Regions from separate parts of the Homo sapiens genome. Here all the other regions are linked to region 2. The links are chromatin loops, found by intact Hi-C in ENCODE. Cell type or tissue: HepG2. All regions are shown on one strand. Links, peaks and the distances in the headings refer to the core of each region. The heading gives the core; the rest is flanking DNA.

What was found. Hi-C counts contacts between places; a loop is a spot of excess contacts. Peaks named below come from ENCODE experiments on the same cell type or tissue, not always from the same donor. Only the 100,000 strongest peaks of a DNase experiment are listed, where the experiment ranks them.
Region 1: a loop joins it to region 2, with 3 times the contacts of the local background. A loop is called at or near these places in 25 of 110 quality-filtered maps.
Region 3: a loop joins it to region 2, with 25 times the contacts of the local background. A loop is called at or near these places in 9 of 110 quality-filtered maps.

Annotation. Positions count from the first base shown.
Region 1 is chr4:20,539,730-20,550,861 of GRCh38, reverse strand. SLIT2 (slit guidance ligand 2) reads right to left here. Exons shown (of 37, transcript NM_004787.4): 20 at 9,243-9,409; 21 at 8,236-8,368; 22 at 4,763-4,831; 23 at 2,303-2,374; 24 at 1,734-1,805; 25 at 1-35. Among named protein-coding and RNA genes, the nearest start is that of MIR218-1, 17 kb to the right of the region's middle. In HepG2, for the core only: a CTCF peak has its summit at 6,014 (motif pointing right); no DNase peak of the experiment used is centred there.
Region 2 is chr4:20,680,552-20,691,683 of GRCh38, reverse strand. No RefSeq gene overlaps it. Among named protein-coding and RNA genes, the nearest start is that of PACRGL, 14 kb to the left of the region's middle. In HepG2, for the core only: a CTCF peak has its summit at 6,352 (motif pointing right); no DNase peak of the experiment used is centred there.
Region 3 is chr4:20,388,262-20,399,393 of GRCh38, reverse strand. The region is part of intron 4 of SLIT2 (slit guidance ligand 2); the gene reads right to left. SLIT2-IT1 (SLIT2 intronic transcript 1) reads right to left here and starts at 7,205. Exons shown (of 4, transcript NR_037876.2): 1 at 7,131-7,205; 2 at 5,941-6,044; 3 at 5,735-5,828; 4 at 4,538-4,865. In HepG2, for the core only: a CTCF peak has its summit at 4,018 (motif pointing left); a DNase peak (open chromatin) is centred at 4,023.

The DNA.
Region 1 (11,132 bases), core at 3,527-8,526, 140 kb after region 2:
CAGGCACAACAGAAATGTCATTTCCATGTAGAGAACTAAAAGAAAGAAAAAGAAAAATTAAACTTCCTATATTTCTGAACTCATAGACTCCAGAGAAATTCCGAGACTTTAGTTTATAATAAGCATTTTAAATGAGTGCAGAAAAGACGGTCTATAAAATAAACAGTTTTGGTACAACTGGATACCTGAGAAAGCAAATGGCTTCCACCTCACATTATGTGTACAAAATAAATTCCAGAATGAAGAATTAAATGTAAAAATAAAAATGTATTAAAAGAAAATAAAGAAGATCTTCCTTTTATAAATGTGGAGTGAGGAAGGCTTTCACAGGCTCAGTTATAACATCCAGAAACCATCAAGGAAAAGAGGGAGAAATTTTTGACAACATAAAATATATCCAAACAATAAAATATTCCATATAAGAAATAGAATAATATATATTTGCAACTTATATAAGATATAAGGATTAATTCTTTCATTTAAAAAAAACCCCTGCAAGCATAGAGTAAAGTAGTATATGCATAAAGATATCTACATTAATAAGGAAAATATAAAGTACCCAACAGAAAATGGGGAAATGATAGATCAAGCTCATTAGAATAAAAAGCACGAGTGCTTAGTAAACAAATAAAATATATTCAAATGCTCTACTAATTGGAAGTGCAAATTAAGACAGGAACGCAGAATAACTTTGAATCTGTCATATGGACAAAAATAAAAGAATAAATAATATTCAGTGTTTGCAAGAGTGTTTTGAAAAAGGTACTCTTAAATAGTTGGTGGAAAAATTAACTTCTAAATGGACAAAGTCTTGTCTGGGGAATAACAAGACAGTTACTTTTGGAATCCTTCCAATATACTTGACAGTACCTTCCCACACACCCTAAATTCTTGCTGAAATGCCAGCACATTTGCACCAAGAGGAATGTATAGGATGTTCATTAGAGTACTGTATAGTACTCATTAAAATTTGAAATTAAACCAAATCACAGTAAAGATGAAGATGATTGAATCAGTTCTGGTTCCTCCCACCAATACAACAGTCTCTACCAGTTAAACAGTTGAGTTATATATATGTATAAATATATATCTATTCCATTCTTATATATATATTTTTATTCATATATATGATAGACTTGAAATATTCAAAAGCATATGTTAAACAAAAATAGACAATGGCAGAACAAAAACAGATCCTATTAATATCTGTGGCTTTTAAAAGCTATATAGCCATGGGCCTACATCTATTAGAATAGAAAAAAATGCATCTGAAAAAGGACCAGAGAGCACATCAAACTGTAAATTCTGAGGCAGGAGAGTAGGATCAAGGATCATGTTTTATTTCACATATTTTAAAGGACATTTCACAGTAAAAATGTTTTCATATACTATGTAATTTCTAAAGAAATTAATTTTGAAAGTTTCTCAATTTTGAAAGTTTCTTTCAAAGTTAATTGAAACTCTATAAACCATATGTCTTAATGTTACATATAATCAAATAAATGACTATAACAACAATCAGTATTACTAAAAAGGAAGTTATATTGTCCAAAGCAAAGCTGTTGGACAATGATACTGTAAGAAATGATTTTTCTATTTCCTAATTTATAATAAATCCTAATGCATGTATCTTCAAGCACCAAGAATCAACAAAGCAGTTACATCCTTAAAAAGACAACCCCAAACTCAGATCTCTGAGAAAAGAGATATTCTGTTGAACACAAGATGCTTACAGTAATCGAAGAGACTTTAATCCATCAAAGGTGCGAGGAGGAATACATCTCAGACGGTTGTAACTAAGAATTCTGAAAGCATACATATGTCAATTTGTTTTATTCAGAAATCCAAAAATGGCCAAATACTTCCAAAAATAAAGCAGTTAAGGCTTATTAAAGCATCTTATTAACTGATAGTGTTAACACACAATATATTGTTATTTTTTGTGTGTTGTCTCCCTAACACAACATACTTATTTCCTAAATACAACCTAGAATGCTTCCCGCTGCCTACTCCTGCCCAACTTTGGTGCGTCAGCCGTCCCTTCCCTAAGGTGGATTTTCCCTATCTTAGGGATCTCCCCTAAGCCCCCCACAAACACAAATTATTCTTTGTTTTTTTTAATAGAACGCAATACTTTTCCTAATGTCTACATTGTTCACGTATCGTGGTTTTGTCTGTTTCTCCCAATAGAAACATTCCTTGAGGGTAGAGACTGTCTTGTTCAATAGCAATGTCCAGCATCTAGAGACTGCCTTTTGTCCATTGAATTAATGAATACTCAGTACCACACTTTCACACTCACAAGGTGAGGAGCTGGGTCATGTTGCTGAAGCTCTGATTAGAAAGCGTGCTTATTCTGTTGTTACTTAAGTCTCTAAAAGAGAAAAAGAAATGGAGTACACTATTAACCACAGAAATGAAAATATTAGTGATTCTTAGAAGGAGAAGGGTCTTCTTATAGTCATAGCAGTATTGTTAGCATTCAGCTGTTATCTGAAAACAATAAAACAGTGAACGACCCACTGGAGTAGATTGCAATGTTATTCATGATTATTTACACCTCACTGTTTTGAAATTAGGAGTGATTATATATATATGCATTGCTTTAGCCAATGTAGTGTACGTGCAAGGGGTTGGTTCACTTCAAAGCAGCAGCTTCAGAGCAGAGTTTATTTGCCCTTATCCCTCTGCGCCCATCTCCATAAGGCTTTTGATATTTTACAGGGAGCTTCCTTGGAGGTGACTTGCGATAGACAAAATTTTGCCGGTGGGAAATAAACCCTTATCTTCAAAAGTCCTATCAGATACACATACTTTACCCTCATTGATACATATGTTCACTGATACACAGACTCAAATTTGATCACTGAAAGAACCCCTGATTAATTACATTCAAAATGTCATCAATAAAAACGTCTGTGCTCCTGCCCCTGGCTGAGTCATGGTCACACAGTAGGTCCTCAATAAATATTTGTTTAATGAATGTTAAGTAAATGGGAGAGACGTTGAATTTTTACCAATGTTAAATGGCTACTTATATGTATAGTTTGTACTATGGGTCGTAATTTACATTTCATGAACTTGATCTTATTCTCATTATATATATAGTGTATATATACACACACTATATATGTAAAAAATATATTAAAATATATATACAATATGTAATACTAATATATATTCACCATTTATAATAACTAAATATATTCACTAATTTTTTTCTGAAGCAAAATGCAAAATATATGAATAAATGGAAGATTCAGAAAAACCGAGGATAATCTATTCCTTTATTAAAATATCAAAATGTCAGTAAAATGGACCCATGAAATTGTGAAAATGTTAAGAATCTGAGAGGAGCTTTATACTCATATTTTTAACTGCTGAAGAACTATTCCTAAATTTTAAAAATAAAAGTATCTGTATTAGCAGAAGTAACTTGCCTAGAGTTGTATCATGAGTCACTAGTAAAACCATTTTTGGATCCACAAATCCTCATTTGTCATTTCGAGCTGGCTTGAAAGTAATCACATGCTGTCCCACAAATGACCCAATTCTGCTAAAGTGACCCTTTGGAAATTGCAGCAATTTAATGGTTTATTTAACAGAACAAAATGTATGTAATCAGTTCTTGCTGCTATCAAATAAATAACTAGAAGCAGAACAAGACATCTTAGAGGATATCTTTTTCCATTGTTTAATCATTTGTCATTTAAATACTCCTATTTACTTTCTATAAAGTGTTTGATTTACCCATACTTTCAAGGAAAGTGATCAGCAGCAATTTTAACTAGCTTCAATGTACCTAGTTTACATTGGGGCATGTAATATTTTTTGCTACTTAGGTTTGTAGAATTCACTTAGAAATAAACCTTCTAATTCGTTAACCAGTAATCTGCTTCTTACGCTAGTAATATTTACTCTAAAATTAGATAGACTTAAACAAATGATACGGTACTTTCTATTAATATCTACTATCTTTTTCCTGATTTTTTGTGTTCTGAAAAGTTTTCTCAATTACCAATAAGGCTACTTTAAAAGTATAGTATTATATGTAAAAGATTATATCAATTTTTAAACATTGTGCATGTAACTAGATCAAATGTTTGTATATTTAAATATCTTCTTGTATTTACAACTTAAGGGTTGTCAAAGGTTGTTTACATTAATAAAAAAAGAGATGTTATTTTAAGCTAAAAAATCAAAATTTTGAAATTTATACTCAAAATGTTAGTATCTTTGTCAAGTTTACTTAAACACTACATGAATATATATGGATTTTCTAAAATACATTTTAATACTGGAAACCCATAACTTATTTAACAATGCTTTGTATAAGAAACAAACATAATAAACTACATTTACATTTTTGGGAAAGTCATTACCACCTACCATCTTTCGCTTAAAGTCAAGAATAAAGGCATCGTTTTCTATCTTTCCTTCCTTAGTTTGTCATAAAATAACCCATATTCATTATCAATAAAAATCTGCAGGTTTATACATTTTCATAATTCTCTGACTACTCAGACTTCGTTGTATTTGTGCTTTTTTGAATAGAGGAGGACCTCTTGCTAAGACACTCCATCGCCTGATCGATATTCAATGAAGATGTAGCCAGGGGTCCAGAACCGCAATGAGCAAGGAGGGAAGCATCTAACTGTGAATGATTTGTATTATCTGGAAGGTTCACTAAATCTTCTGTCCCTTGCCATCCCCATTTTCTGGAAATAGAGTAAGTCAAAGAAAAGTGCAATATGTTACTCACATAAGTGTTAAATGTTTGTAGTTGGAGAGTTCCTTGGGAACCAGTGTAAATTGGTTTCCATCCAGATACCTAAAAACAATGGAACAATATTATCTTCTTACAAAGTAATGGTGGCCTTGAATAAAATAAGTAAACAGTACTTCACTCTTAACTGAGGCAAGGAACCCCTTGGCAATTTTTGCTTTAAGATGTCGTGTTCCAAGCATGGATTATTATTTAAGAGAAGTAAAGAAAAAAAAAAAGCAGAGTTGTCCACGAGTCCAGTTCTTTGTGGTTTATCTAACAAGGCAAGCCCAGCATTTAGCCATCTGTGTGCAAGCAAGGAGATTCATTCAATTAACCGTACTTTTAGTCAGCCTTCAGTTTGCTTGTGTTTATGTGGACACAATACCATGAAATTCATTAACTAGTAACAAAACCTTGCTGCTGTGGCCAAGACCACTCATTGCTGCCTTAATATGTGTCAATACACTTAGTGAATAACAATGGACACATTAAAGGCATATTTGCGGATTTGAACATATTAGGTTTAAGTTTAAAAATAGTTGTAACCAGCATATATCTTCTTGGTGATGATAACATTAGGAGATTTTATAGAATATAAATTGATGAAGTGTATAAATATATATATATATATATATGTAACAGCAATAATCAAATAACCATATATAAGTAAACTTTCCCTTCTTATTAGAGTCAGAAGAATAATCAGAAAATAGGTTTTGGGCTAACTGGCAGGACAGAGAGATAATCGAATGCCTGAAGTTATATCTATTATGTCACAATAAGGAAAATAAATTTCATCTCCTTCCAAGGCTGTTTTTCCTAGAACGTAGATGGTGAAGGGTGCAAATGTCATTCAGAAACTGGGGCCATCTGGCTATACATGTGCCCACAGACACTTCTGGGACATTAAACATGTGGCCGTTCCTACCCCAATGTTGTGGTCCATTTCAAGATTCCAGGTTGAAGTTGGTATTTTTTCTGGATATAGAAATAGCTGAGAAGTTGTCTAAGATGATAATTTATTCCCAATATTTCAAAATAAAAACAATGATATAAAAGGCACCAGTTATCAGAAAATATAATTAATGTTTGATAAATAATTGGGTCTATGTTATGACTCATCATGTCTACCTAAATTTTCTGACTTGATATTTCTTCTTCGACCCCTCTCCATTTTTTTCTTTCCTCTACCTAAGTTTTTCTTGATACCACTAGAGGGAAGCATCACCCTATATAGTTCAGCACTCTCCCTTTATTCCAGAAAACACAGCAGAAGGTCAAGATTCAGAATGTGCGCTATGAATGTTTATATGTAAAATAATCTAAGGCGGAAGTTATATGGAACTGATTAAAAATAATGGATACCATTTGTTAAAACTAGTCCACCAATAATACTAATTTTTGCCAAAGTCTTTAATTATTTAATGTAATACACATATGAAATTCTTCTAATACATGCATATATGTTACTGCTAAGAAGGATTCTGCTGACTTGGTAAGGTTACAAGAATAAGCTCTCCAGGGGGTAAAACTTGAATTCAAAACAGATAAGCTAATATTTTTCTCATCTCTATGACAAACTTTCTTTGGAAAAAAAGACTACTTTTTAATAATTTGTAGTAAAATAGATTGAAAATTCAACTTTTTGAATAGTTGAAATATGCTGTAGATAGCACAGGGTATGCACCAAGCAGGATGTCCAATGGAGCTTAGTAAGAAATGTTTAAAGTTATTTAATGGGAATAGAGTAAAGTGACCAATACATAGTCCAGTTAAAATTGTAGAAGAAGGGATTTAGCATCAAAGGTGGTCTGAGTGTAAGTTCTTCATTGGTGTACTCCTAAAATTAATGCTTTGGACACAGAATATTCTTTTTTTATTTTTTATTTTAACTATCTCTGCTTTATATTTTATTTTTTTACTATACTTTAAATTCTAGGGTACATGTGCACAACATGCAGGTTTGTTACGTATGTATACATGTGCCATGCTGGTTTGCTGCACCCACTAACTTGCCATTTACATTAGGTATTTCTCCTAATGCTATCCCTCCCCCATCCCCCCACACCAAGACAGGCCCCGGTGTGTGATGTTCCCCATCCTGTGGACACAGAATATTCTATAGGCATCTAGCTTTCCCACAGAGGAGGGTTTCGGAATATCCCTATGTGATCTTCTGAAATAAAAAACATTACTATAAGAATTAAATATTTAATTACACACATATACATATAAAATAGTCCTTCCAGTTGATTAACCAATGTGATTGGTAGTGAGAGAGGACCTAAGCACTTAACAGCAGTTCAAATCTAAGAGCCGTGTTCTAAGCACATGTGCTAAGTTTGTGCCTTTTTCCTCTAAGTGTTCTATTCAGGATCAAACTTAGGGTTTAAAGAATTGCATGTGATTTGAAAATAAGATCCTTAAAAATTGAAATGACATGCCCTTGAACCTCATTACCTATGTTGCACACTGTCAAAAGTTTGTCAAACCTGCTCATTTGGAATATGTGTGTGCATCTGCACAAATAACTGATACACATCTGCATAAATTACATTTGGGTTTAAATCATTATTGATCCATAGTTCCACATAGATAAAAAATAAACAGGCAAAGTGACTCAATTGTATTCAGAACAAGCATATCCAGAATATGACAGTTTAGAGACAAAGGAATGGAATGAATGGGGCATGGAAGCATCATTATTCTGGCAGCATATTCTCTAATGAATTCCATTCTGCAACTGTAGCATGAGGCAGCCAAGGGAGCGTGGGCAGTGCAGAAGAAGGTCGAGATGTGTATATCCTGGCCATATAATTTGTGGTTAAATATCAGTTATGAAAATGTCAAGGATAATTGGTCCCATACCCTTTAGGATCTAAAGGACTTTGATTCAAGCCTCCAAAAGCAGCATCTCTTCTTAAGGGAAGAGATTATGCTAGTTTCTTCCATATACCAGATAGTTATTTATCCCATGTGGTAAAATTTTCTCCTAGGGGTCACAGAGGTAAAAAAAAAAGTTTCCTGTACAGAATATCCTAGACTGTAAGTAAATGAAATATAAAGCATTTCCCAAAGTGCATTCCATGGGCCATTAGTCTTGTAAGATGCTCCATGAGAAAAGGGGTATAGGAACAAATAAATGTGAAAGATACCTTATATTTTACCATTGTTTCTTGAAGAGTCATAGTACACTTTAGCATAGTAAAGGCACTGAGAAATCTTATAGCGCACACACACACACACACACACACACACACACACACACACACACACACACAGCAATTCCCAAGGGCCTCTAAAGTAGCTTTTGCATTACTTATTTACCATTTTACAGGATAATAATTAACTGGCCTTAGAATATGATTTGTAAAGAAGATTGTAAAGATTTTTGTCCATTCCTCTGGGTGTATGAAACATTTATCATCAAGGAAAAAGAAAAGAAAAGAAAGACAAGCTCTACTTACAACTCTGTGACATCTCTTGGAATACCTTTCGGCAAGACCTTCAAACCCTTGTTGCTACATCGGACGACTGTATCCAAGCAAGTACATTCAGTAGGACAGCGAGAAAGTGGGGAGCAACTATTGTCATCATTTCCTAAATCGCAGAGGAAATACAGGAAAACCAAGATTTGTGGTCTTGAAGGTGCTAGAAGGGATTTTATGCCTTTAAATTAACTTAACAAACACAAGAGTCTTAAGCTACATAATCATTTATTTGCGGGACATTCAGTATTTACTAATTGATACCGTAAGTTCTATATAGCACTGTTTTCAGACTGCCTAGGGAAGAATTCTGGAAAATGGCTTGCAATTTGTAAACTGTAATTACAATTACCAATACAATGGAAAATAGTTATTTGTACAAATTATATTTTTAATTACAATATGTAAATGCAAAGTGAATTACAGAGAAACGGCACGGAAACAGATATGAAGAGACATAAGGGAATATATTAACTTAAAAGTTTAGGTTCCTCATTTATAAAGCTCAAATTAGCTCTCTGTTCATTGGCAATAATAATAGAACTTGTTCTATGTACCTGATAGGGCTATATGAGAATCAAATGTGATGATATAGAAAGAGCATTAAAAAGTGACAACTAGTATTTTTGTCAGATTTACTAAAACTTCTGTAAGTTAATTTCTTTTCTCCTTTGAAAATGGTAGGTACTAAAAAACATGCCTAGGGTAATAAAGAAAAGTTAAAATGAAGCTATATAAGTAAGACCAACCACAAGTTGGAAACTAGAAAATCTAAAACATTCAGAAATGCACATCAAGTAGACTCAAATGTGGAAGGCAAGTCTAAGAAAGTAAGTGTCCTGGCACTAAAACAAAACCCAAACGACAAAGCAAAAGATACACGATCATTATTTGCTGAGCTGAACTATGCTGTAGATTTGTGCAAAGCTGCATCAGAACAGGCATGTGAATGCCTGACAATCAAAGAGTTGATAAGTATTTCTTACCGTCATCACAAGTGAAGTCCTGAATGGCCACATCCTGGATGGGTATTTCTTTCAGGAAGTATGGTTTTTGACATCTAGGATTTCCCGTGACAATTCTCTTCTTTCTCAGCCACTCTCCCAACCAAGCCAGGTAGCAGTTACAGTTAAAAGGATTGGCCAAGAGGTTTCTAAGAGCCACAGGCAAACGATGCACAGTTTAGCCTGGGGTTTCATCTTCTTCCTTCTCTAAACCCCAGCTACCCTTCTCCACGCTATTTCCGCTGGAATGATTCCTTCTTCTTTGCATTCCCTGTCCCCATTCTTACTCAGAATCACATGCAGTATATGAGATGCATTTTTTTTTTGATAAAATATTTATGCTTGGAACTTAAGCAGTAACAACACTTTTACATAAGGTAATTCTTCACATGATTTCATGCAAAAAATAAGGTAAGGTAGAATTTGGGGTTTATACAGTGGATCCTGATAGATATTTCATTTAGAAATAATTTAAACTTGTCAGAAATCTGACTTGCTGTCAAACTTCGCACTGATAATGCAGTAATTTAATATAAAGATGAAGGCTGATTACCTTATATTATTGAGTTTAACCTGACAACAGCTAATTCATTAATTTGTCATCTCAAGATTTCCATCTCTTATTTGCTCTAGAGAATAGGTTTCCCATCTAAACTGACAGCTGAGTTGATTAAATGCCAGTTATAAAAATGAATTTACTTCTACAAATTTCAATACTTCTGGCATCTCACCACTTCAGCATAAACCTATTGACAATCTCATTATTTATAAACATGCCATCTTTAATATGTGCAAATTAGCCACTCGATGTAAAATGTCACATTTTATGCAAAAAGAGGATTAAGTACTTTCCTGATGGATGGATGCTTCTCTCAAATTATTTCTTCACTGACTTGAGCTATGAACTTTTTTCTCTATCTTTATTCCCCTCCTTTTAAGTTAGATTAGTAGATTTGCATGCCACCGTTACTGAGAAATCTTATCAGTTAGATAATTAATAATTTCAAATGCTGCTTTTTAGATACTGACATATAAGAGACCTGAAATACATTGTTTGGAGGTGTGTGGCTTTTTTTACTTTTAAATTTTATTTATTTATTTATTTACTTTTCTTGAATTCTGTCTATAGGCCTACAAATACTCTTTATTTTTAAGCTGTCTACAAAAAATATTCTCTTGGATCAGCTCAACCTATTTCTTCAATATTTTGCTAATATCATAGTAGACCCCCTCTAGTAAACAGCTTTTATTTTTGATCTGGTCATCCTAATATATCTACTGTCATTTCAAATGATTCTTTTTTTTTTTTTCCTTGAGATGGAGTCTCGCTCTGTCATACAGGCTGGAGTGCAGTGATGCGATCTTGGATCACTGCCACCTCCGCCTCCCCAGTTCAAGCAATTCTCCTGCCTCACCCTCCCGAGTAGCTGGGACTACAGGCACCTGTCACCATGCCTGGTTAATTTTTTTTTGTATTTTTAGTAAACACAGGGATTCGCCATGTTGGCCAGGCTGGTCTCGAACGCCTGACCTTGATCAAGTAATCCGCCCGCCTCAACCTCCCAAAGTGCTGGAATTACAGACGTGAGCCACTGTGCCCAGCTGATCCTTTTGAGCAAGTTTGTTGGCAATAACTCTATCAATTCTCCTTTTATAATACTTATACTGAAAATACTCCAATGTGAGAACACTGGCAAAAATCTATAACATTTCTTTTATATGCAGCACTATCAAGTTATAATAATTCTAAAATTTGGAATTAAGCTACATTATTGATCATATCACTATGAAAAATAATTCACTGAACAATACTATAATTTTTTGTTAAAATTTAATCTAAGATAGTAGGTAATATTTTTTAAAAAATTTAAA
Region 2 (11,132 bases), core at 3,949-8,948:
CCAGATGCAGTGGCTCATGCCTGTGATCCTAGCACTTTGGGAGGCCGAGGCAGGCAGATCACAAGGTCAGGAGACGGAGACCATCCTGGCTAACACGGTGAAACCTTGTCTCTACTAAAAAAAAAAAATACAAAAATAAGCTGGGCATGGGGGCGCGTGCCTGTAATCCCAGCTAATCAGGAGGCTGAGGCAGGAGCATCGCTTGAACCAGGGAGTCGGAGGTTGCAGTGAGCCAAGATCGCACCACTGCACTCCAACCTGGTGACAGAGCAGGACTCAGTCTCAAAAAACAAAAGTTTATTTTTAAAAACCAAAGGAATCACTCAAAATATTATCTTCATTGATATGTGGTTTATGCACAGGGTTGGTGTTATTAAAAAATATAGTATATGGAACTTTAAACAGTTAATTTCAAAAATTTAAAGTAATCAAATTTTTCTAAAATTTAATTCTATTTCAGATTTTGATATTTGAGTAATTAGTGAGTGATCAAATAACATGATAGATAAATTTAAATAGTTTTTTTTAGAATAAGAAATTTATAAAGACAACTTGCGTTTGTTTTTAAAGAATATAATTCTTTCTAGTCAAGAAACCAACATAAACCATCTGGGCATACCAAGGTAAATTAAAGGAGAAACACAAAATCACTTCCGCCTCCCAGACATTCACCAGAGCTAGTCACATGCCCCAATCTAACTGCAAGAGGTGTCAGAAGTGGATATTCGGTGAGCTGATTGGGCCAGAATTGGGCACACAATTCATTCCCAGCAACCCAGTCAGATTTTTACTTGATTAATTTGAACCAAGAGACATAGATTTGTGTCCAGTAAGAACATTAATGAGTGTCAGTTTGTGTGAGCTCCTGTCAATAGGGCTTTGTGCCAAGTGCATGCTGTTAAGGAGGAGAAAGTGATCCTGCAGAATAAGGAAGAGCATGGAGTAGAATAAAAGAGTAGAGGAAAAACAGGAAAAATGGATGATTATGAAGTTTATGTGAGGCTAATTCTATGATAATCATCTGAGTCTTTGAAATAAACATTTTTCATTTCATCAATATGCAAATATAGCCAGTTGCCTACATATGTTCTCCTTTTCTTCCTTATTAACAGAAACCCAATTTGTTCAGGGCAGTGACTTAGCTATGAAACACAATAAAATATATACATACATATTAAAAGTAAAAATAAAAAACATACTTCCCATTGTCGTTAGTGTGACACAGGTCTGGCCACATGATCTATCACAAATGAGTGTATGCTGCAGATTTATGAAAAAGTGCTTTTTTTTTCTTATAATGCAAGTGCTATACTTTCTTGTGGCTTCATTCCTTATCCATTTTAGAATGCGCGAGTAAATGTGGACAAAAAACACAAAAGCCATATGCTAATGACGATGCAAGAGGAACCTGGGGCACTTGGACTTCATGTCGCTGTCAAACCACTTCTAAACTGCACTTCTCTTCCTGACTTCTTGTTATGTGAAAGAAATAAGTTAATTAAATTTCAGTCATTTATTTTCCAGTAACTCAATCCATAGGTTTGAACCTAACTCAATCCATAGGTTCAGTTCTAGAGAAGAGAATCTTCTATAAAGGCAAGCTTGAAATGCATACTTTTTCTTTTTTAAATTATGGTAAGAAAACACAAACACATAACATAAAATTTACCAAATGAGATCCATTTTGAAGTATACAGTCCAGTAGTGTTAAATATTTTCTCATTGTTGTGCAACGAAACTTTTTCATGTGTTGTTATTTGAAGATGGGATCTTAGGAGATAATTGAGATTAGGTTATGAGGGTGAGGCTTCCATGATGGGATTAGTGCTTTTATACAAAAAGATACTAGAGTTTGTGTGTGTGTGCTCTCTCGTTCTCTCTCTCTCTCTCTCTCTCTCTCTCTCTGCTAAGTGAGGACACAATAGGAAGGTAGCCTTCTATAAGCCAGGAAGAGACCCCCTTACCAAGATTTGGTCATGCTAGCCCCCTGATCTTAGACTTCCAGCCTCCAGAACTGTGAGAATGTGAATTTCTGGTGTGTAAGCCACCCAGTCAATGTTATTTTGGTAGGGCTCACTAAGACAGGCAATAAAGGAAATAATTTTCATGTCCATCAGAGGGAGAATAATTGGATAATTATTAAGCATTACACATCTATTAAAAAGAATAAATGAGAGATGAATGTATTGGTTTCATTGATGTCCACGATCTGTTTTAAGAGAGAAAAAAAGGGCCCGTTGCAGTGGCTCACGCCTGTAATCCCAGCACTTTGGGAGGCCGAGGCAGGTGGATTAAGAGGTCAGGAGATCGAGACCATCCTGGCTAACACAGTGAAACCCTGTCTCTACTAAAAATACAAAAAATTAGCTGGGCATGGTGGTGGGCGCCTGTAGTCCCAGCTACTCAGGAGGCTGAGGCAGGAGAATGGCGTGAACCTGGGAGGCAGAGCTTGCAGTGAGCCCAGATTGCGCCACTGCACTCCAGCCTGGGCGACAGAGCAAGACTCTGTCTCAAAAAAATAATAAATAAATAAATAAATAAATAAATAAATAAATAAATAAGAGAGAAAAAAAGGAAGTTGTAGAGTGATGCATATGGATTGGACTTCTATTTGTAAATCAAATTAAAACTAAACTAAAATAGATGTATATTTTTATATATAAACATACAAATATAGACATATCTATTTACCTAAGTATCCATGTGTCTGCCCCTATCCATCCCCACTTGTCTATCTATGAATGCATCTAACCTATCTAGTGCTACCTAGGAGTCTAGAGAAATGTTTAAAACAGCGCTTTCTTCTGAAGAGTGTAATAGACAGCAGGGGAAAGATTAATTTTATTCTTTCTATACTTCTGCATTGTTTTAATTTTTAACACAAACATGAAGTTTTGTATTCAGATAGAAGAATTTTAATTAGTTTTTTATGGTGGGGTTTTAAAGCACTTTACTATGTAGCTTAAGTTTTAAAATACTCAAGAGGTTGATCAGAGATATTTTCCATTTGAGTATTTCTTATCTTATCCTATCCCATATGGTAAAAAGGAATTCTCTTATAACTGAGTATGCCATTGTAAGTCCTAATTACAGAAAGCCTGTAACTATTTGGAAATTTATAAAGTTAATTGTATGGTTTCTCAAAGCCAGTTATTATAAAGGGAAAGATGAAGAAAACATATCATCCAAATAAATTACTTGATATGTTCTAAAACAATGTGTATTAAAAATAATATTTACCTTCCATACTTCATCTCTTAGAGTTGAAAGATATACTCAGGGGCCAAATAGCAGAGATCCCTTATTTCAAAGTTCAGACAAATGAAGCCCAGAAAGTATCCACAATTTGCCCACAATCTACAATGAATTGATAAGAAAAATTAAGACAGCAGTTGAAAAACTAATGATTAGAAAACTAATATGGAAAACTCTAAAGAAAACGTGTTTCATCTACTTGTTACATACAGTAAACCACCCTAGAACTTAGTGGCTTAAAGCAATGGCGATTTATTACTTTTCATGATCCATGGGTCAGGAATTTGGGCTGAGCTTGCTATGTGGTTTCTTTCCACACAGCGTTGGCTAGGGATTTTCACTTGGCTGCATCTAGCTGAAAGCTACTTGTCTTAGTGCCCTTCCATGCTTCACATGATGAGCTTGGGTTTCCTTACAGCATGGTGATCTAAGGGTAGTCCAGCCTCCTTCCAAGAAGGAATGTTCCAAGAGGATGAGCACCAATGTCTTAAAGCCCTTCACAAGCTCTTCTTTTGCCATGTTTGCTAATGCCACACTGGTCAGAGCAAGTCATGGGGCAAGACAGATGACTGTCAAACACAGTTTATAAAAAAGAAGGCATAAATGGGTATAATTTTATGTTAGCCTTTAAGCAACAAGGAATCATAATTTAAAGGAACAAATGTGTCTACCCTGGATTTTTTTTTTTTTTTAGCATAGGAGTTGGCAAACATTGGCACTAGGTCCAGGAGACCAAAATGTCACTGTGGTCTACCAGTTGGTATAGGGGCTTATGAAGGTCAGGTGATCAATGGAGTTTTAGCTCAGATCTATCCCACAGTGGCTCCAGTGAGTCCCTGAACCCATGCTGTGATTATTTCCCCATTTCTGGGATGCATAATTTAAATAGACATTCTCAGAAACTGGCAGAATTTTCACATTCATTCCCTGGCCTGTGAAGTGAGGGCAAAAAAAGTAGTAGAAAAGGCCAAGGGAAAACCACTAGAACAATCTTTACCTAGGAAAATAATAGGTCAAAAGCAGCATCACATGCCTAGAAGGGTATCAGTGATAAATGCCAACAACAAGCACTTAAATTATATGGAAGTGGTAACTGCCATCCCATTTCCACTCAACTCACCTATTTGACCAGTGTAGAAAATTGATAAAACTGGGAGAAGCACAGTGGATTTTCATAAAGCTAAACTAGGTGGTGACTTCAGTCACAGCTACTGTACCAGGTGTGGTTTCATTGCTTGGGAAAATTAACACATTCCCTGGTACCTGGTATGCAACTATTGATCTGGCAAATGCTTTTATGCTCAATACCCATTTGTGAAGACTAGGTGAAGCAGTTTGCTTTCATCTGACAAAGCCAGCAACACACCTTTACTGTCCCACTTCAGGGGTGTATCAGCTCTCCTGCCATACATCATAATTTAATTGATGGAGAGTCAGATAGTCTTTTCCTTCCATAACGAGTTACACTGGTTATTTGCACTGATGATATTATGATGATTGGACCTAATGAGCAAGAAGTAACAACTACTCTATATTTATTGAGAAGACATTTACATGTCAGAATGTGGAAAATAAATCTGACCAGAATTGAAGTACCTCCACCGCAGTCAAATTTCTAGGGATCCAGTGGTGTAGGGCATGTTGAGATAGGTGAAGACACATTGCATCTGTCCTCTCTTACAACCAAAAAAAGAGATACAACACCTAGTAGGCCTCTTTGGATGTTGGAGAAAACATACTTGACACTTGGGTGCGTTATCATAGCCCATTTACCGAGAGACCCTAAAAGCTACTAGTTTTGAGTGGGGCCCAGAGCAAGAGAAGGCTCTACAACAGCTCCAGACTGCTGTCCAAGCTGCTGTACCACTTGGGTCATATGATCAAGTACCTCTGATGGTGTTTGAAGTGTCAGTGGTAAAGAGAGGTGCTGTTTAGAACCTCTGACATAAAGCAATCATTTTATTCAGGTGAATGATAAAGCACATTTTGAAACTTTTCAAAAATTCTCCCAAATCTTTCATTTCACACTTTGTACATTTCACCTGGTGTGATGGTTAATTTTATGTGTCAACTTGGCTGGGCCATGGTGCCTAGATACTTGGTTAATCATTATTCTGGATGTTTTTGTGAGGCTGCTTTGGTGTGGGACTTACATTTACATCAGTAGACTTTGAGTAAAGCAGATTGCCCTCCATAAGGTGGGTAATCTTCACCCAGTCAGTTGAAGGCTGAATAGAACAAACGAATGACCTTCCCTGAAGCAAGAGAGAAATCTGCTGCTGACAGCGTTCAGACTTGAACTGCAGCATTGGCTCTGAGGCTCTGCTCTGCAAATTTTGGACATGGCACCCTCCATAAACACGAGCCAATTTCTTAAATATCTCTCTCATACACACACACACATACACACACACACACCCACACACACACACACAATTGGTTCTGTTTCTCTAGAGAATAGTACACTTGATTTCTCCGTATTTGGGGTAAATTCTAGTTGTCCAGTAGGGCAGCCTTGAATAGCAATATCAAAACTCTGTAAAAAGGTTAATCTGTGTTCCCAAACTCTAACTTTCAATGCTAGAATCTCTAAAATACTTGTTTTCTGCTAAGAGGCATTGGCTGACTTTGGTCTTTGGCCCCCACGTTGGTTTAAAGAAAGAGATTAGTGCTGGGAATAAGATAGCTCCAAACAGCACAATGAAGGTAAATTAACGAGTTGGCTCCTTCAGTGATATCTATAATTTTCTGATTAAGGTCTAAGCTAGGGTAAAACCTTCCTCATTAGCTGTCTTCCCTGGGAAGATAACCCAATACTTGTCAATTCTTGCTTTCATTTTTTGCTCCACATGAACTACCTTACCTGTCTTATTGTTGAGATGTGAGTAATGGAGTTAAAATAAACTTAATTTTAATGTGTTTATTATCTGTTCAGATTCTTATTCAAAAATTTAAAAGAATTAAGACCTTTAAAATGTGCAAATATGCTCCAATATTTATTTTTCCACTATTTTAGAAGAAAAAGATCCAAAAACTTTGGTTGAATTTTAAGTTTTTAGCCACTAGATGGCAGTGGATAACTATCTCTTATTTTGCTTTCCCGCATTCAACTCTCAGCTAATGTTTTCTATTGTCAGCTGGCAAATAGAAAAGAGGAAATATATAAAGGCTATTTACTGGAGATGTTGAACAAGATAGAGATTTTATTAATGGAGTGTTGAACACATTTTGTAATTCAACTGCTAGCAAAATTATTTTCTTTATTGTTATATATTTGTACGATTAAAAGGAGAAAATAGGATCAGCATTGAAACGTACAAAAACATGGTCAGGCTAAATGCAATCAGCATTGACTGGAAATGCTTATCTTGACCAAATGCTAAGCAGAGGAGAATGACTACAGCCTAATACATCTGCTGAGCTGCTTTGAAACGTTTTTGACCACATGTAAGAGACCCTCTGCATTTTCATGACACCCACACCCAGGAGCACTACTAGAAGGGCTTGTGGATGTCAAGAGAGGTTGTTTCTGCTGGAGTCTTTTACCTCAAACTAAAGAAAAAGGAATCCCTCGAAGAAAATGTGCTTGGAGACTCAGGATTTAAACTTTATCACTGGTTGTCTCTTTGTATTATATTTAACATTAGATTTTCCCAACCTATGTAGAACATTCAGTGTGTGGTCTATGATGGTCTTTTGGGGATGGACTGACTGCAAAGTAGAGCTATGGCTAGGAATCATGTCCATGGGTAATATTATGCAGCCATTTAAAAAATATATTTACAGAGGCAAAAGTCTGAGCTTAGAATTCTTAGGATCTTTAATACATGGAGAAAATCTGGGGAATAATAATAACGAAGCAATTCAAAGAACAGTGTAGGCATTTCTCCCTAAAAACCTAGAGAAGGAAGTATGAAAAACCACTAATGTTGACCAAAGTATTCATAGGCCTTAAAAACATTTATTTTAAGCAACAAGGGAAGAAAATATTACTGTTTAATAGAGTGCCACTTCAGAAGGAAAGGGGCAAAATACTTGGTTAACAGCACATGACTTGTACTAGCATCCGTATTCTTGGAGATAGGCTAAGGAAGGCCACCATTAACAGCCAAAGTTAGTGTCATAGCCCTAGTCACAGCAGCCTCCACCCCCTTCACCTTCTGCAGGAGCAGAAGGCAGGAATCCATGCTCGGGCTATCTAAGGAGCCAAACCTTCAAAGTGTGTTGGGAGACTAAAATCCCCCAGCCTATACCCTTATCTTATTCTTATTTATGAACAAGCATCCCTTAGCCTTCTTTATCTTCAGTGTGTTGCACTCATGTTCCCCCATCACATAACAAGGAGGAAAATAAGTGAATACATATTGGATGCTATTTTCCGGATGCCAAGTCTCTCTCCAGGTAGTAATGAGGAAGGAGTTTTATAGAACATTTAGCAATAGCACCCTGGGAGTCTGAAAGAGTTAATTTCTCTCTTTATACAATTTCTACCAAAGGATTCCTTCTGGGAGGAAATCTATTTAATTTTGTTCATAAAAGAGATAAAGCTGGGGACTAAAGTGGGGTAGGAGGAGACGTGCATCGCTAATATCTTTAAAAACAGAGAAGAATAGGATTCAAAAGACCTCAAGAAATTAAAAAAAAAAACCTTTTTAAAATAGTGATATGCACCAGATGGCACACACAGGAATCGATATTCTAAGTCCTTTAGGGACAAGGTTTAATTCTTTTAGGTCTCATGTAGCATCTGATGCAGAGCTCTGCACTTAGTGGGCACCTAGTTAATATTTATTAAAATCAGATTGAATGTCGAACAAGTACACACACACACACATACACACACACACACACATACACACACTAGCAATCAGAATTACCCAAGCTGAAAAAGTCACTAATGCTACAAGCATTATATCAAAGGTATCATTTCACTCATTCACTTAATACACATTTTGTGATAAGATAAATAATATCCCCCACACCATGAAGGAGTTCACGGTGTGGGGAATGATTCTCCTGAAGCACTTTCATGCACAGAGCAAAATGACCCAGACATTCTCCCAATCAGGGTGGGGTAGGCTTGAAGGGCCTCCTATATAAAAGAGTAGCCTCCCAGCACTGGTTATGAAGCTCTGTTTCTCAGTCTCAACCCTCCCTTTCACACTCTACTTTGTAATGCTGGTCCTGGGTCTCTGTAGACAGCATTTCCCCTATGCTGCTGACTCCCTAATAAACTCTGCCAATAGGGTGCTGGAAGCAGACTGGGAGGTAGGTGAGCTTCTGAGAACATTTTCTTCCTTTTTGTTGGCTTGCTGGTCCTGCTGGTGTCAGGCCAGCTCAGCAGGTGGTTACGGTAAACAGATGTGTTCCAAACTTTCTGCAGCAGTCTTAGCGTGTTCCTCAGAGATACCATCCCCAGTTGGTCAGCCACCCAGCTGCTCCAGGACTTTTAACTTCAGTTCCATAGCCGCAAACAATGGCAGGCAGGGCCATCTCCACCTCCTCAGTGGTCTGTATCCCAGTGCCACCAGAATCTTTACTAAGTTTCTAGGCTCTAACAACTTGATCCTGTTGCCTTTGTACCCCCAGCCCTGGGAGGGAGTGGCAGCAACTTTCTGAAGCTACTATCTCTGTATTATCTCTGCATTCTCTTTTCACTTTTGCAGCCTTTGTGTTCCTCCTATACCTTGTTAACCCATTCCCTCTGTAACATTCTACTCCTAAAATTGCTGGGTGTTTTCCTAACCAGACCCTGAGGAATACCCTCCCTCATGAGCCTTTCTCTTTTTCTCGCACTACTTCTCATCTTAGCATCTGCGAACACTAGGTACTTTAGATGCCTTCTTATTCAAGTCCCCCACACTCCATTTGAATATAAGCTCCATGAGAACATAAAATTTGTGTTTTCTTTCTTGTTGAATACCCAGACTTCAGAACAGTTTCTTCTATTAGGTATGCCTTCAATATGTATCTGTCAAAAGAACAAATGAATGAATGAATGGGTGTAGAATGAACAAATGAAATAAATGGTTTTTTTTTTTTTTTTAGATGGAGTCTTGCTGTGTCACCAGGCTGGAGTGCAGTGGCATGATCTCGGCTCACTGCAATCTCCACCTCCCGGGTGGAGCGATTCTCCTACCTCAGCCTCCCGAGTAGCTGGGACTACAGGCGCACACCACCACACTCGGCTAATTTTTGTACTTTTAGTAGAGACAGGGTTTCACCATGTTGGCCAGAATGGTCTTGATCTCTTGACCTCGTGATCCGCCCACCTCAGCCTCCCAAATTGCTGGGATTACAGGTGGGAGCCACCGCGCTCGGCTGGCTCTGGTTATTTCTACGGCTTTATGCTTCCGCTCTCCGCTGTCCTATCCCATGTCCATTCTTGGCACTCTGTTACTCTCTCTAAACTAAATTCAGCTTCTATAGGTACCTTCTAGGCTAGCTGGCACTGGATAAGACTATCGAAATTGGATACTTTAGGTTAGTGGTTCTCAACTGTTATCCCCGGCAATGTCTGGAGACCACTTTCATCGTCACGACTAGGAGGCAAATGTCCCTCTGGCATCTATTTTGCAGGGAGGCTGCAAAATGTCCATCCATGTGCAGAACAGCCCCCCATGACCAGGAATCATCCAGTCCAAAATGTCAACCATGCCGCTGTTGCTATTAAGAAACCCTGATTTCGATGTTAACTGTTTAGAAACAAGAGATTCCTCAGATGATACTTTTAGGCATCTTTTGGTCCTGTTAATTTATTTCTCTGGCTATATAAGGCCAAGTATCCTTGATGAAGAAAGATACAACTGTTTTTGTCATGGCCAAGGACCCAGATGTTTTTCAACAAAATGATATTTGAAATGCTGAGAACAGAATATCCGGAGGACTGGCTAAATATTTGGCTCTTTGGCTGGACTTTTGTAGAGTTATACAGACAGAGTCTGTGATTAAAAGTCAGAGAGCAATATGATAGCCAGAGGGCCAGGGGAGGGGTGAGGGCAGGCAGTGGGTTGTATATGATGTTGCATAAGAAATGTTTAAAAGAACAGAGTGTCTTCTTTCTATTGATCCAAATCCCCTAATAATAATTATAAGAACCAGCTGTTTTTCTCCCAAATAATCCAAAGAATAGCCATTAACTGGAGACACAGAGTTTAAAAATGACATAAATCACTTGGGTATTTACATTTTGAAGGTCATTGTGGATGAGCCAGGTGATCTCCTCCTGGACTTCAATTATCAAAATATATTTTCCTAAAAAATTGACCTGCTTGGGTAATTGCTATTCTGATGAACTCCAACCCTAAGCTTCCTCTTCTACGCCCACATTTCCTTGAACAAGTTCATTCTATCATCTTAGCTACCAAAATATCCACAAGGTATATTTTTCTTCTCAGTGTATGGCAGCAATCCCATCTAATACATCAAGTGGAATACAAAGTACTATACAACTGTTATAAATTTTTCTGGCACAATTCCCAGAGTCACTACTCAGTGTCATCTTCTTTCCAAACTATACTTACTAACTTTTTTAGTAAACACATTTGAGCTTTCACCCATATTCATCATCTTTAAATTATAACTCCTCTAATCAAATAATTAAAGATGGTCATTAAAAGAACATTTAGTTGGTTTCACATACTTGCTGCTAAAATTGCAGTTGTTTAAAGACATTAAAGATAGTGTGTCCCAGAGGATACCTGTGAAGTTTGCCAGATAACACGGAGATGTCCAGCTAAATTTAAATATCAGATAAACCACATGGTTTTAAGCAAAAGTATCTCTCATGCAATATATGGGAAAGCTTTGTACTTGAAAACTTGTGGTTTATCTGAAATTCAAGTTTAACTGAATGTCCTATATTTTTATTTGCTAAA
Region 3 (11,132 bases), core at 2,135-7,134, 290 kb after region 2:
ACACAGCTCCTAAATGACAAAGCCTGGATTGAAACCCTGACTGGTTCTAGACTTAAGACTGTGGTATAGGCACTTTTATTGTAATATTATCTCAATTAAAATTCTTCTGTAACTTGAACAAAATATTTTTCTTATATAAATTATAATTGTGAAAAATTATATTATGCTACTATTATTTTATAATCCAGCCATAGCATAAAAGAATAAAGTTTTACTTACCCCATTAGTGCAACATTTGATATAAATAATTTTTTAAATAATTTTTTTACCATATTTAATATTTTTTATTTTAGTAGGCTCATTTAAGCTGCTTGGCATGTTTTACAAGATTGCTTGAATACCACAAAGTACGCTTGTATCATCGTACACTTGTAGCATCCTAAAACTAACGCTTTATTGAATGTTCTGTATTTTGAATTCAATGACTGTCTTATATATAGGTTTTTCATGGGTTAAATGTCCAATTAATTTGAAGTATAACTGCATGAATTTATAATATCATTAGAATTTTGTATTGTCGAAAGGATAGACATTATTGACGGAGCTAAATACAGAGTTAAAATATATCACAAATGTTAACAAAATATAATTAAATATTCCAGAATTAATGGAAATTATAATTGATAAATGACACTATAATCCACACATAAGCAAATGAAATATACATTCAAACAGAAAAATTAAAACCTAGAATCAATATAAACATGGATGGGATGTTTATTTCTACTAGTATTGGGGAGACAAAAACAATACATGACTGAGTAAAAATCAGAGCATGTTGTCTGGCAGCTAGCGAGGAAAGTGCCAAGAAGAAACCTGCGATGATAAAAGAGAGTCCAGCTGAAAGTAGATAAAACATCCTCCAAAATTCTGGCCATAAAGTTAACTTCTAACTTCCTGATTTTCAGTGCTATTTGCAAACACGGATAACTCTGTTCTCTTTTTCAAATTCCAAATTCTGAACTCACTTGTAGCAACTGTCTCTATTTCTTGATGTCTCAGGACTCTCGAACCAGCTTCAGTCTGTGATGTTAATGCTCTGCTAAGACCACTGAAGCCAGTAAGGCCAAATCAAATGCAAAGACCCTTTTCCTCATTTTGCCTCTGCAGAGAACCAAACCAAACAAATACAACTCTGATTTTTCTTGAAACATCTCCATCTTCTGTTGTTCCTTCAGTTTTTTCTATGCCCTCTCTTGGGTCCTCTTTGTTCTCTTGCTCAACCCCACTTTTCAGGGATCTCAGCTGTCTTTGCACTAATAACTCCACCATCACTTCATCTGTTAAGAGCTTTCTTTCCTGAGAGCCACAATCTCACACTAGGTACCTCATGTACCTGACTTCATGGGTATCTCACAGATGCCTCAAACATAATATATAAAAACTGAAATCATTCTCTACTCACTCGTCTGTACTTTTTCCTGGAGACTGAAATGAGTAAATGACTGACATCCCAATGGCACTGCACACCATGGGTATCATCTTTGACTTCTCCCTCTACTTAGCATCACAGAAAGTTAGTTCTAGATCACATCTGGGATAATGTGTACAATTCCGACAACCACATGTGATTAAAAAACAAACTTGAAGCCGTGTGTGGGAGGACAGTGGGTATATGGGAGCTCTCTGCACTTACTGTTCTATTTTTCTGTAAATGTAAACTGCTCTAAAAATAGTCTCAATTTAAAAAATTAAAACAGGAATAATCAGAGGATATTATTGGCAACTGCAAGATATTTAAAACTATATTATGTATAAAACAGGTATATACACCTGAAATGCTCATCTTGACAGAGAAGATTATGACAATTTATAACTGCCTTGCAAAATTGTAGAAGAAAAGGAAGATGTGTGTGGTTTACCCCATGAAAACAACGCAGCATTCCCTGGAAGAAACTCCAGGGAAGCAGCCTTCAGTTTCTTATGCAGAACAAACTAGTAGATAATCAGCTTTGAGAAGCAGTGAACTACTAAATCATTTATACAACACAGCACTTTCAGGCTTAGGAAGTGCTTTGTAGTATCTGTTATCCTATTTAATTAGCATTAGAACTCTGTTCCTAGGTAGTAGGACAAATACTGTTATCCTCACTTTATCAAAGGGAAACAAAGACAATGAACTTTAGATTATTTGAATGATTTTGTGAAAGTTAGTTAGGTAGGTCCCTGCACAAGAGCACTTGAATAATTCTTAATACACAGGGTGTCTTACCCACTAAACTTGTGATACTCTGGGGGCTCCCACTAGCATGAAACAAGTCTTCAGAAAATATGAGTTTAACTAATAAATGAATTAATTAATCACTTCATGCATACATCAAGCCAGGATTTAATTCCAGGCCTTTTAAGTTTTAACAAAGAGTAATATATAATTAGATGACTAATATTATGGAAATATATGCGTAAATTAATCATTTAATATTCCATATTTTGATTGAATGATAATCATATATTTACCATGAGTAAAATTTATATAAATTTACAAATATAAATATAATTTATGTATTTATATATTAGGTGTGTATATTTAATATGTATATCTTTAGATGTATATATTTAAATATTTAAATATATATGAAATATGTTCTCATATATATGAGAACAAAAAAAACCACATATGCATACACAAAGGGGTAAAAAAAAAGAGATAAATAGGGGTGGTTTTGTCAGTCATACAATATACAAAATCCAGAAAAGAGAAAAAAGCACAGTTAATTCTATGAGTATCGCAATGAAGAGAACACTCAGAGGACCCTGAATTGCTCTTTCTCTAGCCCTGCCTCTCCCTGGGGTATAAGAAAAAAGATTAGGTTTTTAAAAGAACTCTTTTCACTTATCTGTACTTATTTTGCAAATTATCAACCTTTCTGGTAATAACAACACCCAGAAACAGAATTATATGACAAGTATATGAAAACAACCAAGCATAAAGCATTTCATCCAGTTTTGTAACTAGATGAGGGGTCTGTAGACAGCATGGCAATTCAGACAACAAAGTGATCAGTCTTGTGGTAGTGGAGAAAAATATCTGAACATTAATGAGCTATATGATTACCATATCTTCTTTATTTTCATTTGTGCCTTCATTTATTCTTTTAAATATATGAGAATAACTGAAAAAAAGTGCTGATGACAGTATCTTGCACATAATAAGGCCTACATGGTGTTTGTTAAATACATACACACATACATTTATATGCAGACACATAGCATTTATTAAATTCTGCTGTGTTAAAAAATCAGAGATATAAAGGTAGAACAATGCCATTATCCAATTTTGTTTTTGTTATTATATACTCTGTGCCAAAACATTTCCAAGGTATGTACCTGGATGACAGAATATAGTAATGAAATGTAGTTTGGGGGGGTACTTTTAAATATTTACTACTAATAGTATATTCTTGTGATCTACCTTTTAAAAATACTATTTTACTTATATTAATTTTACTTTGTAATGTTTAACATTAGTAAATAAAAATCATTGTCTAAGGTCTCTCAAAAATGTCAGCATCACATAATAAATTGCTTGAAAAAATGTGTGTCTTTGTTACTGTTAGTTTTCTTTTAAAATTTTCAATACTTGTGTTTTAATAAAGGTATAAGTTAGGGGTTAGCTTGTAACATTCATATTTTTAACAGCTAAAGATTGGTCTATATGAGATCAGTTGAGTGGTTTAAATTTTAAAAAATAATGATCTGTGTTAAGAGCTAGCATGTAGCTATTTATAAAGGTAATGTATTTTATTTGCATTTTGCCCAATGCTTTTTTGGTATACTATTTATTTGCACTTCAGCCAATGATGCTATGATTATTTAAACTGACCAGGAAAGATAATTAAATAATAGCTCTCCTCCATACTGTTGCTGGAACACTCTTCAAAATAGGTAAATTATATCACATCATATACCTCCTGAAGAAAATACCTCAATGGTCCCTAATCCTATTGAATAAAATCCATATCCTTTGTTCCATGCCCTCAATCAGGTTCCTGCCTATGCATTTGAACCTTCAGCAACTCTGCCCCCTGCAGGTACCTGACAAAACAGCCATCTGAAGAAGTTAAATTTCCCTAACCACATTCCTTTCCATACTCCAAATCTCTGTGTGTATTCCTCCTTATGCTGGGAGAGGGCAACAAAGCTCTGCTCGTCCTTCACATCTCGGCCCAGGATTTACCTTCTAATTCTGTCATATAGCAAAACACCCACTCACAAATGCTTAACGTTTAGAAGATATAGATAAATCATAATTATGTAATTAAAATGGCAATATGTGGATGGTCATCTATTTAAGGTAAATCTATTTCCATCTTGTTTATCTTAGAGTAAAAGAGGTTTGGGACAGGTGTATGCAAAAAATAAAAAGCAATTATTTCTACCAGAGACTCTGAGTCATCACGGCTTACTGTCCAAAAAAGGCAGCCACCACCACCAACAACAAAGCCTTGTGATTATTTTTTCATAACCAGCTGTGCACTATCGAGATAAATAAAGAAAAAGAAATTACTCTGTTCAAGATTACTGCCATCAGCTACTATAGTATTAGACCTCAGTGTTTTATTTACAGAACTCCCTATGGATAAATGATAGAATGGCATAATGAGTATACAAATGTCTTTTCAAGAATAGATTTTGAAAGCTGTTTTTATAAAAATGCCTTCTGGCAGAATTATCTAAATGCACAGTGCAGCGTGCTGACAGTCAGGAGGCACAGTAACACAGAATGGCTTTGTTGGCTTCCAATTGATTCAATCCTGAGTAGCATGAAAAAGGTAGAAGGTAAAGTACTTCAGAAAGGTTTGGATCTCTCGCTCCATGAGGTCCTGCAGTTGGAAGAATAGCAGGATACAGTGCAGAGTTGTCTCCTATTTAGAAAAAAAAAATCCCATTTGAATAGACAAGATTAGTAGGTGGCTTGGAGAGGTGTAATGCTTTGGATCACATGCATGGGGGTAAAATCTTATTATTCTGAAATGGTAGCCTAACAAAGACTCTAAACAAGGATTTTACATAAGTTCACATTTAAGGGAAACTTTTAAATAAAGTTCCATACATATTTCTAAGTAAAGACTGAGAGACACATTTTTTTAAACGACAAAATGATACCACGTAAGCTTATGCGATACCAATTTTCAAGGCTTTATTTTCCTTTCCTTAGTAGTTATATATTTTCAAACTCCTTTTTCATGTTTTTTTTTCATTGAAAACCCTTTTACCTGCCTGATTTTAATTCAAGGATCATGAATACACCATCTGAAGTAGTCAAATGATGGAGGTTCTCACACTTCCTAGTTCAGCCACCAAATATTCTTTTACTGTGTGATTGAGGCTGATGCTAATGCAACTAAGTCATCATAATTATAATAAAATACCACCATGGCCAGCTTTTATTAAGTCATGCTGTGCAAAGACAATCTGCATACAGATCCAACCACAACAGGACGTGATTGATTCAGCACTGCTGGCTATCCCAATAAAGATGCTGCCCTCAGTCTCTGTGATCACCAATACAGCCAGTGTTAATGCACGTGGCTCACAAGGCAAAACAACCCACGCAGTTCAGCTTGACAAGCCATGAATTTTCAGTGATGAGCATAAGCTTTCAAAGTCTATAAAATGACAATGGCTTCATCCTCTTATGTAGGAAGCTCTTGCAGAAAGAAAAGAATGAAAGAAGGGACAAAATGAAAGCATGCCAGCCTGAATTATAGTGTCTGGAAAGCTCATAACTTACAGGGCTTAGTCATGTATTTTCCATTCCAAGGTACACATGCACGTAATACATGCAGTGGAGTCGGGTGAACCTCAGAACAAGCCTGGTGTTTTTTCTAAATCAACCAAGAGGGTGAACATATGATAAAAATCAATTAGTCAAGGTTTTAAAGATATTAAAGATTTCTAAGATTCAAGAGCAAAAATTATTTATTAAAAAATGCTCACTAGCAACAAGTGATAATGCCAGCACTCGTCAGAAGATAACCACATTATCATATTCGGAGAATGCTTCCCACTGGCTCCAGATCCCATTCCCAAGGGTCAGGATTCTGGGGGGAATGGGAGGAGAACAGAAATGTAATTAGGCTTCTATTTGCTGCTTCATAGGCTCTCAAAATGGAAGAGATCAGAAGAAATCCAAACGGTATCAGCAAGAAAGTTCTCATATGTATCTTTAATTATCATACAGTTATGAGCCATATAAAGACGTCTCAGTCAATAATGGATCGCATATACAATGATGGTCCTATAAGATTATAATGGACCTGAAAAATTCCCGTCACCCCGTGATGTGGTAGTCATTGTGACGTCTTAGTGTAATGCGTTACTTAAGTGTCTGTGGTGATGCTGGTGTAAACAAACCTACTGTGCCACCAGTGATATAAAAATCTAGCACCTAATATTATGTACTTACAGTACGGTGTATGTATTTACTATACTATACTATTTATCATTATTTTAGCATGTACTCCTACTAATAAAAAAAGTTAACTGTAACATGGCCTCAAGCAGGTTCTTCAGGAGGTACTCTAGAAGAAGGCATTGTTATCCTAGATGACAGCTCTTTGTGTGTTATCGCTTCTGAAGACATTCCAGCTGGACAAGATATGGAGGGAGAAGACAGTGATATTGATGATCCTGTGTAGGGCTAGGCTAATATATGTGTTTGTGTTCTAGTTTTTAACAAAATTTTAAAAAGTAAGAAAAAACATTAAAAATAGAAAAGCACTTATAAAGATATAAAGAAAGAAAAACATTTTATACAGCTGTACAATGTACTTGTGTTTTAAGCTGTGTTATCTTGAGTCAAAAATTATAAATGATTAAAAAGTTTGTAAAGTAAAAGTTACAGTATGCTAGAGTTAATTTATTATTGCAGAAAAATAACTGTAAATAAATTCAGTGTAGCCTAAGTATATAATATTTATGAAGTCTACAGCAGTGTACAGTAATGTCCTAGGCCTTCACATTCACTCATCACTCACTCATTCAATGAACGATGCAATTTCCAGTCCTCCAAGCCTCATTCATGGTAAGCACCCTATACAGGTGTACCTTTTTAAAAAAATCTTTTACACCATATTTTCACTGTACCTTTTCTATATTTCGGTATGTTCAGATACATAAATACTTACCATTGTGTTAAAATTGCCTACAGTATTCCATATAGTGCCATGCTGTATGGGTTTGAAGCCTAGGAGCAATAGGCTATTCCATATAGCCTAGGTGTAGAGTGGGCTATTCCATCTAGGTTTGTGTAAGTACCCTCTATGATGTCACACAATGACAAAATCGCCTAGTGATGCATTTCTCAGAATGTATCTCCATCGTTAAGTGTCATATTACCGTATATAAAATTCTCTCATGCTAACAACTGGCATACTATCAATTTCTCCTGAAGAGCATAGGTATAGTACTCTGCACTGAACTGATGAGTGATCTCTGGTATCGTTGAGAATCCCACATTCTCCTCTTACCTAGTACTTGGTTTCTTCCTCTAGAAGATGGCACACTAGTACTATCAATGATATCCATTTTGAGGACTTTTTTTCAAAAGAAGACTACGTTGTCTTCAAAACAAAGAAAAGAACCATATAGATATCAAGCCATCTTTACTAACTCTATCTTTTTAAATAATCTCATTCAGAAACTTCTTCTGACAACATAAGTCAAGTCAGGAACCATCAGAACCTACAACTCAGAAAGATAACCAGGTCGCCAATCATTTACTCAACTATTCCACCATCCAGTATTGTATGGTTGAATCAGAAATCGTGCTAAAACATGTTTTTAACCTGGCACTTCAAAGTATTCACATTTTCAACAATATGCTTTCAGCAAATGAATTGTGTCATGAAAATTCCAGCTTAAGTCTAAATGGATCAGCCATAAAGGCAAATTATCTGTTGAACAATATAGTCAGCTTCTGTAAAGAATGTACTTTCTATGCCAAATATGATCTTTCCACAGTTGAATAAACACTTGGTGCAATGAAATTGCTGGCAGTCCTCTTGGTGGTTTCTGTTCGTGTGTATTTCCCTGACTGTTGTATCTCCATCTCATACACTTTGCCAGTCATTCAAAACAGTTATTTCATGCATCAGGAATATCAAGATGCTTTTGAGATGGGTTATGTGCATTGTGGCTGATGCACTTTTAAAAACTATCAGGTTATCACCCACCAGAGAAGCCTGGAGAAACATATACATTATTCTGCAACAAGTTCTGTAATTTACATAGGTAAAAGGATTTACCCCGACAATTCTAACCGTTTTTACAAAAAGGCTCTTTGGCCTTTAGAGTCAAATAGATATTTATGATAAAAGCAACTTGTATGCATACTTCCCTGAAGCACAGTATGTTTTCCATCTTTAAGTGGATTATTTATGGGCACCGTAAAATTAAAATTCTGGAAAAAATTATGTAAGATTATGCATTCAGATACTTTGTGTATTTTTTCCAATGAACTTGAAATTTAACTTGAAAGTAATCATGAACTTTCAAAGAATTTCATAGCATACAATTAAGTAATGAATTTCAGTAATTTACAATGAAGTAAAAAACCAAAGGTCTGTTTTATGGTATTTGGGGAAGTCTAATTGTCTTAGTATATATATATTTTTTTTTAAAAAAAAAAAATAAGATCTTTTTCTAAAATGTTGAAAATAATGACTTTGAAAAATAATGTGTTGATATTTTCTTTTACATTTAATCATACTCCTTTTAATAAATTTTAATCCTAAAATGCCAATTAAAGCAGCACTACTTCTAAATGAAGAATACAACAAAAAAGGAAACTAGTCATTCTTCAATGCAGCAGGCCGACAGTGCCATAGGAACTTTGTGATGTCTTTTTCAAATGACGTTTCAACTCAAACTACTAGTGGTTTTAGGAACTCACTCCATGCCCCAGAACCCCTCTGTCAGAAAATATCAAAGCCTATACAGCTTGCATCCTAATGTTATCTCTGTATTATTTTTCCTATCATCCACTGCAAAGCATCAGTCTTGAAAATTCTGTGATAGTACTTGCCTCACGCATGTTTGTAATTTATATTTTAAGATGCTTATTGGTGAAGCAAAATCAATAGTGTCAATTATTCAATGCACGGCAATTTTTTTTGTATATTACTTATATACAATATTTTACATTTCCATCAGACAGCTGACTTTGCATTTAATTAGAATAGTGAGGTTACATTTTAGAATAAGGTATTCTGATGCAGCAAGACTTGTCTGACCTATAAAAGTGATCCAAGTCTCTAGCAGAGAAATATATTGGAGTTACATGTACACATTCTTTCTTGATACGGACTATGATCAAAGAAGTCTGGAGACCCCTGGAGAGTTCTGAATTTTAACTTCTTATAGAGCAAAACCTCATTTATCGGACTGCACAAAGCTAGCTGAGATTCTTAGATGCAAAGAATAGAAAGCTGGATAATGTAAGCAAGGAGAGTATTTATCGGATGATTGGAAAACCAAGGTCACAAGCAGATAAGAACTAAGAGAAGATACTTGTTTTGTCAAATATCAGACATTAATACATGTCTGGCAATAGAGCCTCCATTGCTAATGATAACTGACTTTGCTGCCACTGGTACCTGGGTGTTTCTACAGCTACCACAACTACTAGAATAAACTCTCATCTGTACCTCCTCTTCACATCTGCTCCTCATTCAAAGTACCAGATAGGAGTATGTAATTGGCTGCAGATAAGTCTTATGCTCACCTCTGGTTGCTAAAGCTTCAAAAAAGTGAGTGTCTGGCCCTTTGCATTTTTGTTTTGGAAACTATAAAAGGAAAAACTAGATTATTCTGTAGCCACAAAACACTCTCAAAATCTCGGTGGTTAAAAAAAAAAACACATAACAACTTAATTTCTCACTCTCTTTAAATGTCCCATTATACATTAGCTGGGAACTCTGCCACACGTTGTGTTCACTCCAGAAGAGATAGCCACTCTATCTAGTTATCATGTCAGAAAGAACAACTCCTGGCGTAGCAGTCCTCAAAGTGGAGTCTGGGAATTCCTGGATATCTGCAAGTTCAAAACTATTTTCATAATAATATTTAGATGTTATTTGCCTGTTTCTGTTGCATTTTTATAATGATATGCTAGTTCTTCAATAATAATAATTACAATAATATATTGATGATAATAATACCCTATAATAATTACAATAACATATTAGTGATGATAATATCTCTAATGGCAATTTACAGTTATAAACTGAAAGAAATGATCTCATTTGATTATCATACGCTTGAAAAATAAATAGTAATGTCTACCCACCACAAATACCCATTAACTTTATGGATAACAAGACTAAGAACAGATATTTTAAGCATAAACTATGGTGAACTAACTATATATTTTTAAACTTTGACTTTGTTCATATCTCCTATATACATATATATATTTTGACATATATTTTTTGACATATATACATGTATGTGTGTATATATTATATATTATATATATTATATGTATATATTATATATATTATGTTTTATATATATTATATATTATATTTTATATATAATACATATTTTATATATATTATATATTATATATATTTTACATATGTTATATATATATATATTTTTTTTTTTTTTTCCCCTGAGACGGAGTCTCGCTCTGTCACCCAGGCTGGAGTGCAGGAGCATGATCTCCACTCAGTGCAACCTCTGCCTCCTGGGTTCAAACGATTCTCCTCCTTCAGCCTCCCAAGTAGTTGGGACTACAGGCACACGCCACCACGCCTGGTTAATTTTTGTATTTGTAGTAGAGATGGGGTTTTGCCATGTTGGCCAGGCTGGCCTCAAGCTCCTGACCTCAGGTGATCCACATGCCTCGGCCTCCCAAAGTGCTGGGATTACAGGCATGAGCCACCATGCCTGGCCGTATCTCCGTAATATTTTTAATGCTGCTCCTCTTCCTTATAATTCACTTCTCCCTTTAAGCTTGGTTTTTCAGTCCATAACCTAACCCTATTTTAAAATTTAGCTCAAGTCATTGAGTTTCCTTGGCTTATTTGCTCTTATTTGTGAGTTTTGCAGATTCTTTATATATTCTGGATACAAGTCTTTTATCAAATATAAGATATGCAAATATTTTATTGTAGTCTGTGGCT